2 separate regions of the Homo sapiens genome follow, and region 2 is linked to region 1. A link is a contact called in ENCODE Hi-C or POLR2A ChIA-PET data. All regions are on one chromosome and are shown on one strand. The core of a region is the stretch at or near the end of the contact, and the rest is flanking DNA. Distances in the headings are between cores, read along the strand shown. Region 1 overlaps LGALS9 (galectin 9). Region 2 has its middle 5.0 kb from the start of NOS2.

What was found. A loop is a pair of places that touch in the nucleus more often than their neighbours do. ChIA-PET counts read pairs that join two places held with the same protein, here RNA polymerase II (POLR2A). Pooled maps may share reads with other maps.
Region 2: a loop to region 1 is called in a map of HepG2, with 6 times the contacts of the local background. The contact joins two enhancer-like sites. A Hi-C loop is called at or near these places in 2 of 168 maps with a recorded cell type or tissue (HepG2 and naive thymus-derived CD4-positive, alpha-beta T cell) and 6 of 50 pooled maps. POLR2A ChIA-PET finds 5 or more read pairs at or near these places in 4 of 52 experiments (GM12878, OCI-LY7, WTC11 and 1 more).

Annotation. Positions count from the first base shown.
Region 1 is chr17:27,648,633-27,651,332 of GRCh38, reverse strand. It overlaps LGALS9 (galectin 9), which reads right to left. Exons shown (of 11, transcript NM_009587.3): 11 at 1,773-2,497. The coding sequence ends at 2,351. Among named protein-coding and RNA genes, the nearest start is that of LGALS9, 19 kb to the right of the region's middle. Within about 2 kb of position 1,257, at least 2 of the 41 ENCODE cell types and tissues checked have a DNase peak (open chromatin) inside an H3K27ac peak, as active enhancers do.
Region 2 is chr17:27,804,209-27,806,908 of GRCh38, reverse strand. No RefSeq gene overlaps it. Among named protein-coding and RNA genes, the nearest start is that of NOS2, 5.0 kb to the right of the region's middle. RefSeq lists enhancers at 576-595, 512-751, 782-841, 1,165-1,185, 377-1,424 and 1 more and promoters at 1-2,700, 1-2,700. Within about 2 kb of position 1,273, at least 13 of the 41 ENCODE cell types and tissues checked have a DNase peak (open chromatin) inside an H3K27ac peak, as active enhancers do.

The DNA.
Region 1 (2,700 bases), core at 8-2,507:
CCACAGAGGGACAACCCAGGCAGGCCATGGCTCCTCTGAAATGGCTGCCAGGTGTGACAGCAGAAGATGGAGCTTCGTTGCTTGTCCAAAGACCTGTGGTAGGGCAGGGGGCACAGGCCTGCCTCCCTCACAAAGGATCTGAAACGGGGTCTGGCGTGGGTGGGATTCTCACATGAGGCCAGCGCTTCTGGGAAGGCCTTGAGCTTCTTCTTAGACACTGTCTTAGCGTTTTGCTCTGGGGCCACCTGTCCCATGTGAGTTTGTCTCATACGGATGTGGTCCCTGGGAAGGCAACATGTCGAGGCAAGTGTGGGCCACAGCATCCTCGTCTGAGGGATTGGGGACCCTCCCGGGTTTGGAGCTGGCCAAGGAAGGCTTCTTAAGAGACTGAGCCCCATTTCCTTCTCCTGGTCAGAACCAAGGAAGGAGCTCAGCAGGGGACGCTGGGGTCCTAGCAACACACGGCTCCCAGCTCGGGTTTGGTGTCTGCCTCCTGGCCGCCCTAGCCGACTTCGCCCCTCTCTCTCCCCTCCCTCTTCTAGCAGCAGAGTCTCAGGTGGCAGGAGAAGGTGTAGTGTCAACCTCAGGCTCCAGAAAAGCTCTGTGCCCTGCGCGACAGCCGTGCATCTCAGCAACACAGCCAGGAGTCCGCTCCCGGACCGGGGCTTCTCAGGTTTGTGTTTTTGTTGTTGTTGTTGTTTTGTTTTGTTTTTAATTTTGAGACGGAATTTCACTCTTGTCACCCAGGCTGGAGTGCAATGGCGCATTATTGGCTCAATGCAACATCTGCCTCCTGGGTTCAAGCGATTCTCCCCCCTCAGCCTCCCGAGTAGCTGGGATTACAGGTGCCCGCCACCACACCCGGCTACTTTTTTTAAATTATTATTATTTTTAGTAGAGACGGGGTTTTGTCATGTTAGCCAGACTGGTCACAAACTCCAGACCTCAGATGATCTGCCTGTCTCGGCCTCCCAAAGTGCTGGGATTACAGGCGTGAGCCACCATGCCCAGCCGGCTTCTCAGCTTTAATGTGTGTGTCTCACCTGGGGTGTTGTGAAAACGAAGGCTCTGATCTCTCAGGTAGGTATGTGTGTGTGTCACGGGGCAGGGGGGCGGTGCGCGGGATGCCGCGTTTCCAACAAGCTCCCAGTTGCTGCTGGTGCTGCCAGCTCCGAGGACTACACTGGGGCCTGAGGAACTGGATTCTTGCTGAGCCAAGCAGGATGTGTTGGCATCACGTGGACGCGGAGCTGGGCTGTTGGGCAGTGGCCCAGTGGCTGGCAGAACCCCACACATGAACACTGAGCCACTTTTCCCACGCAAGCCCTAACCCCTAATGCCGGGGAGACCCACAATGGAACACACACCCAGACGGTGCTTCGGATCAGCTTCTCCTGACCCCCCTCCCCAAGCCACCTCCTCCCACTGGGACGCCAGGTCTGAGGAGGCAGCTCTGACCCTGCTGTGGCCCTCACAGGCTCTGCCCCAGCCCCTCTCCCATCTCGGAGGCATGGGGCTGTTTCCTGGTGTCCCCCATTACCACCCTTCCTGTGTCCGAGACTCCTGCCCAAAAGGCTAGAGCCCCAGCCTGCTTTCTCCAACACCCTCGTGGGATTTGCAAGAGACCCTCTGGGAGGAGGTGTGAGGTCAGGACCCCCTGCCCAAAGGGAGTCCATGCTTTCCCATCCCACTCCTCTCAGCAGCACCCCCGCCCGATTCCACAGACTCCAAAATGTCTCCAAATGAATTAAAGAAGCCATGGTCAACCCACATGAATGTGCCAACAAGCATTTTCATTTCTTTATTTTAAGGACACTGGGAAAGGAGCCAGTCCTCTGAAGAGAACACTCTGGTCAGGTGGTGGAGGCCAGTGGGAAGCCATCAGGCCTGCTTTCCAGGAGGGGTGAAGGGTTGGTGCACGGTGCAAGGTGAGAGTGAGGTTAAAGGTCAGAGAGGAGGGGCTGAGGAGGCCACCTCCCACCAGGAGCAGACAGCTGGTGGCTTGGGACTGGGGTGGAGCTGCGTGGGGGATGGGAGGGGACTGAGCATGGGGCTTCATCTTCACTGCCCACTCCTCCCCTCTCCCTGGCTGTGCCTGCCTCCTGGGATGGTAGGATTCCAGCAGCTGGAGCCCCAGGTGCTGCTGCGGCTGAGGAAGGCAATCCCCGTCAGCTGCCTTCTCCGTTCCAGGGTGGCTGTAGCCAGAAGCAGGACCAGACAAGGACATGGCCTCTGCATTAAAGCCCAGATCCCAGGCAGGGTTGGAAAGGCTGGGCCTGGGAAGTGGGGATGATGAGAGGACCCAGACTGCCCCACACCCCAGCCCCCGGCCCCAGGGCCAGGAAGCCGCCTATGTCTGCACATGGGTCAGCTGGATGTCGCCCCCCACTTCCAGTCTGTTGATGGTGGGCAGGTTCCTCAGGCGATGGTAGTATTCAAACAGGTGCTGACCATCCACGGCCACCTTGAGGCAGTGAGCTTCACACAAGATCCACACCTGTGCAGAGATCATGCCGTTTGCACTACACTTGGGAAGTCCTCCACCCTCACTGCAGCCTCCTCTCTCCCTCCCTCCCACCCTCCCTCCCTCCTCAGTTGTTAATAAGCCCCTCACCTGCACTCTATCCCCACTGAACGACGGCTCTTCACTAAACAGGCTGTGCGTGCTCTTTCCCCTGTACTGTTCCCTGGTCTAGAATA
Region 2 (2,700 bases), core at 24-2,523, 160 kb before region 1:
ATGAGCTACCACACCTGGCCAAAAAATTCTTAATACACTTTTTTTTTGGCCACGTAATGGTACACTATAAAGCTGGCCTGGTGTGCCTTTCTCTATGCTGATCACTTGGGTTGTTTCTGGCTCTCGTAGAGAGCGATGCTCCAGACATCTCTGTGCACACAGTGGTCAGGCTCTGCAGAAGTTGCCAGTCGTTGCTACATTCTGCCTTTCAGGGGCACTCTGGTGGGGAAGATAACTTTTCCAAGAGCATCAAAGACCAGATATGTATGAGGTGGGGAGACTCAGAAAGCCCAGATACCACAGCTGGAAAGGCCTCAGAGACCCTTAACTGAGGAAAGGGAGGCCCGGAGGGCTTATGTGGCCTAACCAAAGATGCAGCGCTTCTTAGGGAAGGATACAAGAGGGTGGGCTTAGCTGAAGCTCTTGGCATTTAGAACTTCTTGGATCAGCATCCAGCACCCTCAGAGGCTGTACCTGGGGAGGAGGTACCTCTCTTCCTCCATTTGACCCAATTCTAAACCCCCTGTAGCAGTGACGTCTGTCTTCGTCTCATTCCAGTGCACTTTGTGAATTCTAGAGGGCTTTCCCAGAACCAAGGAAGGCTGCTCTGCCCACAGCAGGCCTTGGGAATTTAACCTCCCTGGGAGCAGCCTCAATGAGTGATGCTCTGGAACTGCTGGGTCAGTAGCCCAGCCCCTGGCCCCTTGGATGGGATCATTTGAAGCCCTGTTTTCTGCACCATTTTTCAAGTTCCCTGGTGGGGCTGAGTCTGGTTGCAAATCGTGAAAGCTGCCCTATAGTACTTTTACCAGCTGCCTCCCTTTCTCTGTCTCACTTCCTCATTCCCCTCCTGATGTCCCCTGCACTTCCCAGATACACTACTTGCCCCTGAATCTTGCCCCTTGAACCATCACACCCTGGGACTACCCCAGGTGCCACTCTGTTTGTTGTTTCTCCGCCTAGAAGGACGGGCACCCAGGAAGCAAAACGGGAGGGCAGGGAAGGGAGGGTGTTCTGGGGAGGCTTGACAAGAAACGAGGCTTTTAAAAGAAACAGCAGCAAAGTGCCAGGCCTGCACCAGCCAGCTTGAGTCACACTCCAGGGACTCAGCAAAGCTTGTCCACCTTCCTGGTCCACCCTGGGCCTGTCCATCCTGGAGTGACCACCGGGCGTTTCCAGTAAAAATCCCTTCACTTCACTTCCGTCATCTCCGAGTCAGGCAAGGTGGTGGAAACCGGGGAAGACCTCAGCTTCGGAGCTGCTGGAATTTGTGTGACTCACGCCCTCCAGTGGTCACTTGACAAATGACATAGGGCTCACGGTCTGGGGACTTGAGCTTGTTAGGGCCTCAGAACCGGGAGGGTCCCAGGAATGCCTCTTCTCAATGCCTTCCTTTGACAGCTGAGTGGAGTGAAGGCCCCACAGGACACGTGACTCGCCACGGGACATGCACACACACAAATAGAGAGTAAGAGCCACGCCCCTGTGTTTCCTTCACGTCCCACCTTTATCATTTGTGTCACATCTGCATGCACCTATACTGTTATTTGCTTAAACATTTTACCTTAAACTGGCTCTCTTTAAACCTTAAATATATTTCTAAAATAAAATTTTTATCACTTTCTGTGAGGCGGGGCACACAGTAGGAACTCCGTCTCCTCCTTCCATGGCCTTGCACAGAGCTGGCACCAGACACTGACATGGAGGGGAGAACATTCAACCCCAGGTAATCCTCAGCTCCTACCTTGATCTCAGTTTCCCACTCTCTCATTGTCACCTCTCCTTGCCCCTGGGTGTACTCACCTGTAGCAAAATGGGTAAGCACACAGTGGGCGCACAAGTGGGGTCCAGTCAAGGTCTCAGACCTGGGTCAGTCCTCAGCTTTGCCACTTACAAACTGAGTGACATTGAGCTGGTCGCTCAAACTTTCTGTGTCTCGGTTTCCTTATTGGTGAATTGGGGATAGTATTATAATAGTACCTGCCACACAACGTTGTTGGAGGATTAACTGAGATAATAAATGGAAAGCCCAGGGCCTGGCTGTATTTATGGAGCAAGCACCAGAGCAAGTGCAAGCTGGGACTCCAGGGTTGTAGCCCTGCCACCACCTGACTGTGTGGTCTTGGACAAGTCATTTGGCTTTGCTTAGCCTCAATTTCCCCATCTATAAAATGGGGCTAGTGATCATTCCCACCCCATAGGACTGTTGTGTGGATTAAATGCTTGGTATGTTTAAGTGCCTTGCTCAGTAAACGTTAGCTCTGATCAATTGTTTTTGTAGAAAAGCCTTCAAAGTTGCTAACTTCCGAGGGCTAACTGGATCTGAACCATCTTCACAGCCTGGCATAGAAACAGATCAAATCAATCCAGTGGAAAATCAATTCCAGGATAATGAGCCCAAGACATTCCCGTGCTGATTGCTGTCAGCATGGTGCCTAGGACAGCCTGGGAAGGCAGGGAGGAGGGCATTTCTCCACAGCAGCCTCGGAACCTCTATCGCCACCCTCCGGGGGGCCCACCTGTCCCCCGCCTGCCCTTCAAGGTGCTCTTTGATTTCTCCCCAGCAGAATTCACCTGCTGCATCCATCATCAGAAGAGGCCAGGAATGCGGCCTGCTGGGTGGGCAGGGCCAAGAAGAAGGCAGCCGTGCAGGCCCAGGAAGCCGTAGGAGACTTGCCAACCTCCAGGAGGGGGCCAGCC